2 separate regions of the Homo sapiens genome follow, and region 1 is linked to region 2. Evidence: chromatin contacts called from ENCODE Hi-C or POLR2A ChIA-PET data. All regions are on one chromosome and are shown on one strand. The core of a region is the stretch at or near the end of the contact, and the rest is flanking DNA. Distances in the headings are between cores, read along the strand shown. Region 1 has its middle 43 kb from the start of CABLES1. Region 2 overlaps SLC35D4 (solute carrier family 35 member D4).

The links. Hi-C counts contacts between places; a loop is a spot of excess contacts on that map. ChIA-PET counts read pairs that join two places held with the same protein, here RNA polymerase II (POLR2A). Pooled maps may share reads with other maps.
Region 1: a pooled map shows a loop between it and region 2 (2.3-fold over the local background). The contact joins two enhancer-like sites. A Hi-C loop is called at or near these places in 2 of 50 pooled maps. POLR2A ChIA-PET finds 5 or more read pairs at or near these places in 5 of 52 experiments (Caco-2, MCF 10A, Panc1 and 2 more).

Annotation. Positions count from the first base shown.
Region 1 is chr18:23,088,456-23,095,995 of GRCh38, reverse strand. No RefSeq gene overlaps it. Among named protein-coding and RNA genes, the nearest start is that of CABLES1, 43 kb to the left of the region's middle. Within about 2 kb of position 4,460, at least 3 of the 41 ENCODE cell types and tissues checked have a DNase peak (open chromatin) inside an H3K27ac peak, as active enhancers do.
Region 2 is chr18:23,373,349-23,380,186 of GRCh38, reverse strand. SLC35D4 (solute carrier family 35 member D4) reads left to right here. Exons shown (of 15, transcript NM_032933.6): 6 at 2,516-2,541; 7 at 6,424-6,475. Among named protein-coding and RNA genes, the nearest start is that of SLC35D4, 61 kb to the left of the region's middle. RefSeq lists enhancers at 1,904-2,033, 3,241-3,740. Within about 2 kb of position 2,311, at least 9 of the 41 ENCODE cell types and tissues checked have a DNase peak (open chromatin) inside an H3K27ac peak, as active enhancers do.

The DNA.
Region 1 (7,540 bases), core at 3,211-5,710, 290 kb after region 2:
TTAGAGACAGATCTCACTATGTTGCCTGAGTTAGAGTGCAGTGGCTTCTGACTGGCACAATCACAGCGCACTGCAGCCTCGAACTCCTGGGCTCAAGGGATGCTCTTGCCTCAGCCTCCCAAGTAGCTGGGACCACAGGTGTGCACCACCAGACCGGCTGACAATCCTGTTTTCTCTATACTCCCACCTAGCTATCCTCAGCTCCTTTTCTGCTGCCACTAATTTTGAAGCAAATGATAGACATTGTATCATCAAATGCATGTACCTTTTGGATAAACTTTCTGATATCTTTTTGGTTTGTTTGTTTTTTTAGACAGAATGTTGCTCTCTCGCCCCCTCTGGAGTGCAGTGGCGCAATCTCCACCTTCCAGTGCTGCTCACTCACAACCTCTGCCTCTCAGACTCAAGCAATCCTCCCATCTCAGCCTCCAAAATAGCTGGGACTATAGGTGTGCACCACTACACCTGACTAATTTTGGTATTTTTCGTAGAGACGGGGTTTCGCCATGTTGCCCAGGCTGGTCTTGAACTGCTGGCCTCAAGCCCTCCTCCCGCCTCAGCCTCCCAAAGTGCTGGGATTACAGGCAGGAGCCACTGCGCCCAGCCGAACTTTCTGATATCTTTTTTAAATCAACAAAGGTTAAGGTGAAGCACTTAACCCTTCCTTACTTTCTTTACTTGCTTAACAGTCTAGACCCCTCCCTTCCATATCACCCACACCTGCCTCCTGGGTTGCCAGACTTGACTCCAGGGTTGGAGCCACCTTCCTTTTTTCCTTTACCTTCTGACAAAAATGCTAGGACAAGTTCAGGATTTACCAGATGCTCTGTGTTTTTGGCAGAAGGAGACTTTCAGCAGCTGTTTGGATCATGCAAGTTTTGTTACTATTCTGTGTTTCATCTGTGCTAGTTTGGTGATCTATATGAGGCAATTGGCATTCACATCTCTCTCGGGTGGAGCGAAATATAGTTTAACACCACCCGAATAGCACGTCTGTTTCCACCCCTCCTCGGGTTCCCTGGAAAGCTGTCTCCCAGGCTGGGAGCTCTGAGTCCATGATTTCACCAATCCTCCCGTTTCCTTGCCTGTCTTGCAGATTGGAAAAAAAGATATGTCCTTCTGCTGATGAACTGATGGGAGTTACAGTTCCCATCCCAGTACTTAAGGAAACCAAAGAGATGGCTTTTCAATTTTGTCTGTAGAACTATTTTGCAAATGAGGAGAAAATGTGTTGGGTCGGTTGATGGCTGAGTGCTAATATGCGCAGAAGATTGAAACACTGGGCTCTGCCGGATGGGTTCTTAAAGGATTAGCATGATCAAGTCGGGCGTCCTACTTTCTTCCTTCCTCCCCCTCCCTGGGGTGCCTTTGCTGGCTATTCGATTGCCTGCTGGTTAGAACTGACTGACCCTGCTGACTTTGGGGCAGCTCTCTGAAAACAAATTGATGAACCGTATCAACACTAAGCCTGACCCGAAGCGGTGCCAAGAGCCAAGCCATTGATGCCGAGGGTCCCTGGCTCTTCAGTTTACGCTGGGAGCCGTGACCTTGACCTGGATTGCAGTTTTTGAGCCAGTTCTCTCCATGAATCATAGCCCTTCTCTCTTTTTTCCTCCCAAATGTAACTCCCCTCTGGCTCTACCTCTAGATGGGTGTTTAAAAAGAGTGTAGACTTGAGTGAAGAAGAAACAGACTGGATGACCCCTGGATACTCAAGCTGCACATGGCTCCTGTGGAAAGAAGGAGATGTTCAATGCTCATAGGTAGCACCCCAAAGGAATGCTTAGATCCTTCTATTCAATTAGCAGGTGACCTGTTGTTTACAAACATCTCAGCAGAAGAGTCTTCTATCCAAATTCCACTCCTAAAAAGGGACATAATTTTCACTGCTTTATCTTCCTTTGTACTTGTAACATGAACCCCAGATTAGAAGGTGCAGTGGTAGGCTGGGCACAGTGTCTCACGCCTGTAATCCCAACACTCTGGGAGGCCGAGGCGGGCAGATCACCTGAGGTCGGGATCACGGCACTGCACTCTAGCCTGGAACATGAGAGCAAAACTCTGTCTCAAAAAAAAAGGGGGGGTGCTGGGCACCGTGGCTCACGCCTGTAATCCCAACACTCTGGGAGGCTGAGGCAGGTTGATCACAAGGTCAGGAGATCGAGGCCATTCGGGCTAACATGGTGAAACCCTGTCTCTACTAAAAATACAAAAAAATTAGCCAGGCATGGTGGCAGGCACCTGTAGTCCCAGCTACTCGGGAGGCTGAGGCAGGAGAATGGCGTGAACCCGGGAGGTGGAGCTTGCAGTGAGCCGAGATCACGCCACGGCACTCCAGCCTGGGCAACAGAGTGAGACTCCGTCTGAAAAAAAAAATAAATTAGCTGGGCATGGTGGTACACGCCTGTCGTCCCAGCTATTTGGGAGTAAGGAGGGAGGATTGCTTGAGCCCAGGAGTTTGAGAATGCAGTGAGCTATGATCGTGCCACTGCACTCCAGCCTAGGTGACAGAGTGAGACTCTGTCTCAAAATAAACACACACACACACACACACACACACACACACGAGAGGACCAATCCCACTCCAAATCATTGATGCCTACTACAAAAATACAAAAGGTCACAAGAAAACCAATGGGTAGGCCGGGTGCGGTGACTCATGCCTGTAATCCCAGCACTTTGAGAGGCCGACGGGGTCAGATCACCTGAGGTCAGGAGTTCGAGATCAGTCTGGCCAACATGGTGAAACCCTGTCTCTACTAAAAATACAAAAAATTAGCCAGATGTGATGGTAGGCGCCTGTAATCCCAGCTACTCGGGAGGCTGTGGCAGGAGAATCGCTTGAACCCAGGAGGCAGAGGTTGCAGTGAGCCGAGATTGCGCCATTGCACTCCAGCCTGGGTAACAAGAGAAAAACTCTGTCTCAAAAGAAAAAGAAAAAGAAAACCAATGGGTATCCCAAATAAATCAAAACAGATACCTAATCACAGCCTTCTGTGGAATTCATAACTCATCACTCACATAACAGGGATTTCCTTTTCTTTCTTTCTTTCTTTTTTGAGATGGAGTCTCACTCTGTCACCCAGGCTGGAGTGCAGTGACGCAATCTCAGCTCACTGCAACCTCCACTTCCCAGGTTCAAGTGATTCTCCTGCCTCAGCCTCCTGAGTAACTGGGATTACAGGCACCCGCCACTATGCCCAGCTAATTTTTGTATTTTTAGTAGAGATGAGGTTTCACCATGTTGGCCAGGCTGGTCTCAAACTCCTAACCTCAGGCGACCCACCCACCTCGGCCTCCCAAAGTGCTGGGATCACAAGTGTGAGCCACCGTGCCCAGCCAACATAACAGGGATTTCTAAGTGTGATGGTTAATTTTAGGTGTCAACTTGAATGAATTGAGAAATATCTAGAGAGGTGGTAAACCATCATTTTGGATGTGTTGGTGAGGTGTTTCCAGAGGAGACTGGATTGTGATTTGGTGAACTGAGCAGGGAAGATCTGCTCTCAGTGTGGGCAGGCAACGTTCAATCGACTGGTGGACCACAGAGAATAGAAAGACAGAGGGAAGGCAGAGTCTCATGCTCTCTCCTGGAGCTGGGACGGCCTTCTCCTCTTGCCCTTGGACAGCAGGACTCCAGGCTCCCTGGCCTTTGGACTCCGGGACTTACACCAGCATCCTCCTCCACCAGCCCCGAGTTCGCAGGGCTTTGGCCACGGACTGAGAGTTATACCATTGGCTTCCCCAGTTCTGAGGCTTCGAACTTGGGCAAAGCCACACTACCATCATCCCCGGGTCTCCAGCTTCCAGATGGCCTGTCATGGGACTTCTCAGCTTCCATAATCACATGAGCCAATTCCCCTCATAAATCCCCTCTCATGTCTCTATATATCCTATTGGATCCATCTATCTGGAGAACACTGACTCATCTAAAGCATCTTAAAAATAAGAATATATATATATATATATATATTTTAAAAAGGAATATATATGTGTACACACACACACACACACACACACACACACACACACATATATATATATTTTTTTTTTTTTTTGAGACAGGATCTTGCTCTGCCACCCAGGCTGGAGTGCAGTGGCGCCATTATGGCTCACTGCAGCCTTGACCTCCTGGGCTCAAGCAATACCCCTGCCTTGGCCTCCTGAGTAGCTGGGACTACAGGCACGTGCCACCAAAACTGGCTAAAAATATACACATATTCTTAAAAATGATTATTCAGCCATGACTTGCAATTTATAAAGAACAAGAACAAAGCTTATCTTTAAAATAATCATTTTATTAATCGTCCATTGCCACTCCTTTGGTCAGAGTTTCTCTAGGTGGTAGCTGCTTTTCTCACTCCTATTCTTTAATATAGCAAAAGAAGAAGCCTTCAAATGAAGTTAATATGAAACCAGAGACAGTGAAGAGAGAGAACCAGAGGTTGAGAAGAGGAAATACCAGCTTCTTTCGGGATGATGTTACTTCCTTTTTCAAGACAAAAAAAAAAAAAACAGTCTTTTCATGTTGGATTGTCAAGGCATAAATTGTAGTGTGGTTCCTAAATGTCTGACAATAGGGAAATCATTTAATAAATTATAGTACTGTCAAACAATGAAGTATCATGAGCCAATTAAAATGAATTTTTTAGGTTGGGTGCAGTGGCTCACGCCTGTAATCCCAGCACTTTGACAGGCTGAGGCAGGTGGATTGCTTGAGGTCAGGAGTTTGAGTCCAGCCTGGCCAACATGGTGAAACTCCGTCTCTACTAAAAATACAAAAGTTAGCTGGGTGTGGTGGTGCGTGCTTGTAATCCCAGCTACTCAAGAGGCTGAGGCAGGAGACTCTTTAACCTGGGAGGCGGAGGTTGCAGTGAGCTGAGATGGCACCAGGGCTCTCCAGCCTGGGCAACAGAGACTCTGTCTCAAAATAATAATAATAGTAATAATAATAATAAGTTTTTAATGGGCAACATTTTAGTGTGGAGAAATCCATAAGATAAAGTGATAAATGATAAAAATCAGAATATAAAACTATGTGTGATATGATTACAAGGTTGTTTTATACACACACACAAGATAGGCATTGCAGTATTAACAGAGGTTATCATCAGATGTTGAAGTTATGGCTTTAAAAACATGAATTATTATACTTTTTATTTTCCAAATATTTATATGGGCATTTATTATTTTTATAATAAAAGTTGGATATAAAATAATAAAGGGTTTTCATATTGTGGTTGAACTGTAAATGAGAGTTACTGAAGATTAGAGTTTCCAAAAATAAACATGTGGTTTTAATAGTCCTGTCTCATTGTGAATAGAAATACAATTTTTCGGCCGGGCGCGGTGGCTCACGCCTGGAATCCCAACACACTGGGAGGCTGAGGTGGGTGGATCACGAGGTCAGGAGTTCAAGACCAGTCCGGCCAACATGGTGAAAACCCGTCTCTACTAAAAATACAAAAATTAGCCGGTCGTTGTGGTGCGTGCCTATAATCCCAGCTACTTGGGAAGCTGAGACAGGAGAATTTCTTGAACCCGGGAGGGGGAGGTTGCAGTGAGCTGAGATCATGCCACTGCACTCCAGCTTGGGTGACAGAGCAAGACTCCGTCTTGGAAAAAAAAGAAGAAGAAGAAATACAGATTTTCTATGTTGTTTTCCCTTATCCTAGGTGCTTTTTAGCAGATTCCTATTGCACTAAGTGGTTCAGATCTTCTTAGCATGTACAGAATTTTTCAGGAGTTAGTGTTAAATGTTTTGGGCAAATGACTTTCAGACAACTGGGGCTCAGCCTAGCAAAGGAATCCTGCAGTACACTAAGAGTTTCCTTCTAATTTAAAGGAGATTCTTCTTTCTTTCTTTCTTTCTTTCTTTCTTTCTTTCTTTCTTTCTTTCTTTCTTTCTCTTTCTTTCTTTCCTTTCTTTCTTTCTCTTTCTTTCTTTCTTTCTTTCTTTCTTTCTTTCTTTCTTTCCTTCCTTCCTTCCTTCTTTCCTTCCTTCTTTCTTCCTTTCTTTCTTTCTCTTTCTTTCTTTCTTTCTCTTTCTTTCTTTCTTTCTTTCTTTCTTTCTTTCTTTCTTTCCTTCCTTCCTTCCTTCCTTCCTTCCTTCCTTCCTTCTTTCCTTCCTTCTTTCTTCCTTTCTTTCTTTCTCTTTCTTTCTTTCTTTCTCTTTCTTTCTTTCTTTCTTTCCTTCCTTCCTTCCTTCCTTCCTTCCTTCCTTCCTTCTTTCCTTCCTTCTTTCTTCCTTTCTTTCTTTCTTTCTTTCAGACAGAGTCTCGCTCTGTCGCCAGGCTGGAGTGCAGCGGCGCAATCTCGGCTCACTGCACGCTCCGTCTCCCAGGTTCAAGTGATTGTGCTCCCTCAGCCTCCCAAGTAGCTGGGACTACAGGCGCCCGCCACCACGCCCAGTTAATTTTTGTATTTTTAGTAGAGATGGGGTTTCACCATGTTGGCCAGGATGGTCTTGATCTCTTGATCTCGTGATCCACCTGGCTTGGCCTCCCAGAGTGCTGGGATTACAGGCGTGAGCTACTGTGCCCGGCCCCCCACCAACTCTTTTTTTTTTTTTTGAGATGGAGTTTTGCTCTCGTGTTCCATGCTGGAGTGCAGTGCCGTGATCTCGGCTCACTGCAACCTCTGCCTCCCAGGTTCAATCAATTCTCCTGTCTCAGCCTCCCAAGTAGCTGGGATTACCAGCATGCACCACGCATAGCTAATTTTGTATTTTTAGTAGAGACCGGTTTTCACCATGTTGGCCAGGCTGGTATCAAACTTCTGACCTCAGGTGATATGCCCGCCTCAGCCTTCCAAAGTATTGGGATTATAGGCGTGAGCCACCATGGCCGGCCAATTTCAATTTGTCGACTTGAAGTGTCTGCTAAACATAAGACTCAAACCAAGAAAATCCCCTAGGGAATAAATATGGCAAAAATAGGGTGAAGACGCATTTTTATGAACAGGTATTTGAATATTAAATGTTGAAAAGAAAGACTTATTCATTTGAGATAAACTAAAAACCACTTGAAATTTAAATATGGCACCTGGTTCTAATGTAGAGGTGTTAATTTCTTCCTTGAAAATTATTTTTAAAACTTAATTAGAAAAACAACAGAAAACTTAGATTCGTATTTCCCCCAAAGCTGGCCAGCCCTCATGGAGAAGAGCGGGGCATCTTTCACAGTCCCCATCAGCGAGGTTTACTGGGATGAGATGGATTAAGAGGAGGCCTGGGAGAACACCCGGGGCCACAGAGCCGCACCTCCAGGGCTGAAAGTCATGGAGCCTGCTCCCTTGGTGCTCTGTTTGCCACCACACCCATTCCGTGCCTTCCGGGGCTCCCATCAGCTCTCTCAGGGAACTACACTTCTCAAGTTCCTTGTCCTCTCTGGCTTGATATAGCATGGAAGCTACCGGAAGAGTGGTGTCTCTGTGAACAGCTCCGGCATCTGCCCAGTGATGCCGAATCCTGGGCTCCGTTCACTCTGTGTCTTCCAGCCTTAGTACTTCCTGCTGTTGCTATTCTCTGTTTGGCTTCTCC
Region 2 (6,838 bases), core at 1,062-3,561:
TAGCCCTCACAGTTCAGTTAGCTAACCCAGAGGAATGTCAGCTATTTATTGTTAATTTTGGCAGCATGACTTCTTTTTTTTGTTTTGTTTTTGAGACCGCCTCACCCTGTCGCCCAGGCTGGAGTGCGGTGGCGTGATCTCAGTTCACTGCAATCTCCGCCTCCCGGTTCTAAGCGATTCTCCTGCCTCAGCCTCCCGAGTAGCTGAGATTACAGGTGTGCGCCACCACACCTGGCTAATTTTTGATATTTTTAGTAGAGACGGGGTTTCGCCATGTTGTCCAGGCTGGTCTTGAACACCTGACCTCAAGTGATCTGCCCTCCTCGGCCTCCCCAAGTGCTGGGATTACAGGCATGAGCCACCACCCCTAGCCCTTTGGCAGCATGACTTTTGAGGAGTTATAATAACCCATTTAGAACCCTGAGACCTCAGTAGGACTTGTTGCTAGGTTATTTTGGACTGAGTATCCTGAAAAGGAAAATGACTGCCATGAACTCAGTCATATCCAGAGCCCTGGGAGATGGAGCTAAGTAATGAACATATTGCCTGTTTTTACTCTCTGTATCCCAGGATCTGTGTGCTCTTTTACTCCCCTCCATGGAAGGGGCCTTTTCTTTTGGCCTGAAACATTAGCCCTGGAAGTTACTGGGTGAACATGCTATTCACAGAAGTGGAAGAGCATCCCTTTAGTCCCTCCTCTCAATTTCTGCTCTTACACTAGGCTGTTGAGGTTTTGGTTACATTTAGCTCTATTTTGAGTAACTGCTGGGCATGGTGGTTCAAGCCAGTAATCCCAACACTTTGGGGGGCAAAGGCAGGCAGATCACTTGAGGCCATGAGTTCAAGACCAGCCTGGCCAACATGGTGAAACCCCATCTCTACTAAAAATACAAAAATTAGCTGGGCATGGTGGCACACACCTGTAATCCCAGCTACTTGGGAGGCTGAGACAGGAGAATCGCTTGAACCCAGGAGGCAGAGGTTGCAGTGAGCCAAGATCACGCCACCGCACTCCATCCTGGGCAACAGAGCAAGACTCTGGCTCAAAAAAAAAAAAAAAAGAATTTTTGAGTAACACATTTATCATACCGGGGGCAGTTACGCAGGTGTGAGCCAGATCACCTTTGCCCTCCTCCTTTCAGCTCTTGAGGGCTAACTTCCCAGCAGATGGCAGTACAGCACGGTTGGCCTCGCGTCCTGTGCTCTGCAGAGGCAGGGTTGGACAAAGATCAAGATTAGAGTCTAAAGTTGCAAAAATAGAATCTGTTCATTAAAACAGGGGAAACTTTATTATTTAGGCACACATGAAAACTTAAGGTAGCCTTTGTAGTAAGCCACATGTTTCTCTTGTCAGCGCTTCACGTCTAAACAATATGTTCATACTTCACACTGCCTGAACTAGCATCAAAAATTGTAGTTTGTTCCCAGCTAGCAGAATAATCCTTCTGAAATGTTTAGAATTAATCAAAAGTTTAATTGTACCTGTTCATTTCCTCTATCAAATATAGAAGAAAAATCTGTGTCACCCTCTGCTAACATGTTACTCTCTGCTAACATGTACAAATGAGTTCTCAGTACAAAAGTCTGATTTCATTAAACTGACTCATCAAAAGGAATTATAAGGGTGAGTCCAAATCAGAATGTCTTCATTACAGGTAATTTAAATGCCAAGTTTATATTCCTCCAGTCTGCCTTTTTTTCCCTTGTCTCTCGGGATGGAGTAAAATGTCCCTTCTCCTTTTTTCTGTTTTTTAATTTTCATATCACACCAGATAGTTTATAGGACTGCTCTGAGTCAGCTGGATTAGTGAATGGAATATTTAAAGAGACAGAACTAAAATAGAAGTTGAGGTTGGGTGCAGTGGCTCACGCCTGTAATCCCAGTGCTTTAGGAGGCTGAGGCAGGAGAATCGCTTGAGGCCAGGAATTCAATACCACTGAGCAACATAGTGAGATCCTGCTGCTACAAAAATGAAAAAAAAAAAAAGAAAGAAAGAAAGAGTAGCCATACATGGTGGCTCATGCCTGTAGTCCTAGCTACTCAGGAGGCTGAGGTGGGAGGATTGCTTGAGCCCAGGAGTTTGAGGCTGCAGTGACCATGTCATTGCACTCCAGCCAGGGCAACAGAGTGATACTAGATAGATAGATAAATGGATAGATAGAACAAGAGCTTAATTGCTTTTTAAAATACAGGTTACATCTATTTCTTTCTCTCTCCTCTTCTTAGCATGTAAGATTTTTGAAGACACAGCCCCAGCGTCATTTTATCTTTCACGAGTAAACATCATTCTAATGGTGAAAGTACTTTGCTGAAGTGACTCAACTCTGGAATTCTGAGTCATCCTTCATTTGGCCCAAGCAGAAAAAGCCTCAATAAATACTAAAGTGCAGCAAGCTGTTAAGCTCTTGATAAATCTACTCATAATTTATTTGCCTCTTGATCAAAATGTTTCCTTTTAAGAGGAATTTAAAAAGTTTTAAAAGTCTAATTGTATGTTTCTTTACTTTTATGCAGAAAACATCTCCTGCAAAGATCTGTAGGTAAGTTTACTGCCCTCCCCCCAAAAAGCCATAATATAAGATTTAACCTATTTTTAACTTGAATGATAAACTGTTCAAGATTCATACTCTAAGAGGTGGCAGAAGAATTTATTATAAACATTCATATATCCCTAATTTGTGTCTTAGTCTAAAATTTCTTGTGTTTTTCTTTTCTTTCTGAAATATTTTATTCCAAAAGAGAAAACACCAGAACCAACCTGTGCTAGATTTCAGTCATTGATGCCCAAAACTTTACTAACAGTTGTGTAATACTGATGGAGAATGAAAATGAAAAACATGGAAATGACTTAAAAATTTAAAAGTAATGTTTGTAGTTTATTTAGTCTTTAATATTTTCCGTGGTGGAAAAAGCACCAGCCTGGAAGTCCTGGGATCTGAACTGCAGTCCTGGGCCATAGCAGGGTGATTGTGGGCAGCTTTCCTCGTCCTCTTTGCCTCAGTTTCCTCAGCTACAGCGTAAACTGGGCCGTCCTGTCATGCAGACCCCGGTGCCTGCAGCATTTGAATTCTAACCTGGGTGCCTTGCATCTGACTGCTTCCCGCTTCCTCTGCAGGCCAAGCAGCTCAGTCCTGGAGACAGAAAACCAACAGAGGTGCTTTGATAGATGGATTTAGGATTTCTACTGCAGATATTTCTGGGCTTTCATCCAATCCCCCACCCTCCTTTTATTCCTTTATTACAGGTTGCACCTTGAAAGAACAAGACAAAACCAAACTTCAAGACTATCCTCCTGTTTAAAAGGAGACTAGCAGGTGTCAAAGAGAGGCGGTAAAGCTCATGATACCTGATGTAATCAGGTACTGCTTGAGGCCAGGTGGGGTGGGAAGGCAGGCAGGTGTCTCACCCTTGGGTATCCCCCATCTTCCACAGTTCCAAGAGGTTGTCTGTTTGGGGTGATCTCTGATGCTCATTCTCCATGGATGGGGAAGCATCCTCTATTCTATAAAGCCTTTCACTGTAGGTAGACACCAAACCCATCAGGATATCAGGATTCTCCTCTCCTCCCACCACAAAACCTGCCTGTTCCTGGGCAGCCCCAAGAAGCTCCCCTGACAGTCTCTTCTCCACTCACCCCACTGTTTGCCTTGGATTCTTCTCTAGGTCATTTGTGTGTTGGGGTGCCTTGAAAGTCAGCAAGGCTATAGGAGTAGGGCAGGCTGAGGTAGAGAAGTGTCCTGAGCCTCAGGCTGCTCCATGTTGTCCTGACCTTCCCAAGGCTCTGGGGCCTCAGCTCCGAGGGCCCCTCTGCCAGTCCTCCTGCCTCTGGCCCAGCCGGTCAGTGCTGGTCCATTGGGTACAGTGACATCTACACATGGTTACAGCAGTGAGGACTGTCAGAATTGATCAGCACCACTGTTTTCAGTGTACTAAGATTACACATGCCAAGTTGTTGTGTGTTAGATATATATGTTTATGTGTACATATAAAAACATGTAGTCTCTATGTAGAATACAGAATCTGTGTTGGTGGGAGATGGCATATGGCAAAGTTCCCTGAAAGTGAAAACATTGTATTCGGTGCTTTTGTTCACGCCTTTGATCCTTTGCTGTTTGCTGCCTGATGGAATAGTCAGTAGTTAAGGGGCACTATATATATGTTGCCTCTATAAAATGGAAAGAGGAGAGAGACTAAGTGATAATTTGGGTTTTATGCTTTCTGGCGCCTTCTTTTAGGAGGAGAGAGTGGGGAAAGCTAGAGGCAAGAGCTTTTGGCATATGAAACTCAGAAGGAATAGGCCGTAAACCAGGGATTACTGAACCAGCTCCAAATTGACTTTCTAATGAGTGAGGATAGCTTCCTGAAAATATCTGTGTTTGGCAGTGTTACTTTTTTGAGCAAGAATTTTTAAAAATTGCTTTACGGTGAAAATTTCTAAAGACATATCAAAGTAAACAGAATAATGTAATGAATGAAGTCCTGTGTACCCAGTTCCCAGCTTCAGCCATTTTCAGCTTCTGGCCCCACCCACTGCCTTGCTCAGTATTTATTCCAGGCACCCTAGCATTTCATCTGTAAATATTTTAGTATGTATAAGAGATTTTTCTAATAAAACATTTTACGGGGGGAAAAGTTTAAACCTACAGAAAAGTTGCAAGAATATTACAGTGAGCTCTCATGTATTCTTCACCAAGATTCACCCATTGGTAACATTTTTTGCATTTGCTTTCTTGCTATCTCAATGTATATATGTATACACATGCATAAACATACATAAATATCACATAAATATATGATAATGTAGATATTATTCTTGCTCTTATTTTTTCTGAATCATTTGAGAATAAGTTGTAGAGGTCATGACTCCACTTCTAAATACTAAATACTGTGTCTCCTAAAAACAACCATCCCTTAGATAACCAAAGTGCAGTCATTGAATTTAGAAAATAACATCTGATATGATACTGTTATTTAATATTGAGTCCATGTTCAAATGTTGCCACTTATTATCTGGCCACAATATTATTATTATTATTATTTATTTATTTATTTTTATTTTTATTTTTTTTTTGAGATGGAGTCTCGTTTTGTTGCCCAGGCTGGAGTGCAGTGGTGCCATCTTGGCTCACTGAAACCTCTGCCTCCCGGGTTCAAGTGATTCTCCTGCCTCAGCCTCCTGAGTAGCTGGGACTATAGGCATGTGCCACCACGCCTGGCTAATTTTTGTGCTTTTAGTAGAAAAGGGGTTTTACCATATTGGCCAGGCTGGGCTCAAACTCCTGAACTCAAGTGGTCTGCCCGCCTTGGCCTCCTGAAGTGCTGGGATTACAGGTATGAGCCACCATACCTGGCACAATACTATCTTTTATAACATTTTTTTCCCCTAAAGATGTCATGTCTAAGCCAGGTGTATTGGCTCAGGCCTGTAACCCCAGCACTTTGGGAGGCCGAGGCAGGCGGATCACCTGAGGTCGGGAGTTCGAGACCGGCCTGACTAACATGGAGAAACCCCACCTCTACTAAAAATGCAAAATTAGCCTGGTGAGGTGGTGCATGCCTGTAATCACAGTTACTCGGGAGGCTGAGGCAGGAGAATCGCTTGAACCCGGGAGGCGGAGGTTATGGTGAGCCGAGATCGTGCCATTGCACTCCAGCCTGGGCAACAAGAGTGAAACTCCATCTCAAAAAAAAAAAAAAAAAGATGTCATATCTCTTTTGTACCCTTTAATCTAGAACAGTTCCTCAGTTTTTTATTGTCTTTCATTGCCTTCACATTTTTGAATAGGGGAGGCCTGTTGTTTTGTGAACTGTCCTAAATTTGGGTTTGTCTCAGTGTTTCCTCGTGGTTCAATCCACGCTCTGCATGTTTGGCAGGAATACCACCCAAGTGATGTTGTGTCCTTCCGAGCTTTATATCAAGAGGCACACAATGTGGATCTGCCTCATTATTGGTGGTGTTAAGTTTGATCATTCGGTTGTGGGGTTGCACAAAGGATTTTAATGCAATTTCCGTAGTGTTTTCATTTTTGAAACAGGCATATTTGTGGTCTGATTCCCCAGTTTTTCACTTGTATATTTTTGGGGATCTGCAGTTGAAAAAACACTTGTTTTATTAGATGTTTCACAGGCACACTATTTTCCTCAAGTGAGCCAGCTGTGGTTTTGCAGATGTCCTGTAAATGCCTGACTCTGGGAAACGGCTAGCTGAGGTCCAGAGAAGGAAATGTCTGCTTATGAGTAGAGCACATAATTGAAAACTACACAGGTAGTCAGGTTCACAGAGGAAGGACAGAGGAACCAAGTTGGTCTCGCAGGATCTTTGCCTCATCCAACTCCAGAGGATGCATTTTCACCTCCACGCTCTTAGGGAAACCTTTGATGTTGAAAGGTGAAGCTGCAGTGTTTTATCTCCCTCTCCACAGTGCCCTCCTCCTCCTGGCCGCAGCAGGATGCCTTCCCTTCAATGACTCCCAGGTAAGTCCAAGTGAACTCATTTGCCTTCAAAGTGTCTTTTATTCTCTGAAGCCTGGGTGTATGACCAGAATTTCCTAGTCCTTCCTTTTAGAAGCAGGATAACTTGGCCTATGCAGAAGCATTCCAAATCTTGCAGGCTGGGTAGCTCTGGGCCTGGGCAACACCATTTCCCCAGGCCTTTGCCTTCTCCGCAGGGCTGCAGGCATCGTGGCCTGCAGAGCTGTGGTCCCTGGGCACTGTGGTGGCTGCCATCTGTCCTCTGTACATGCCTGGTGAACCTGCAAGCCAACGCCCAAATTGCCCCAGCCTCAGCCATGGAGGCAAAGTTGATTTTCTCTCCTCCCAAGGGCCTCATCTCCTGCA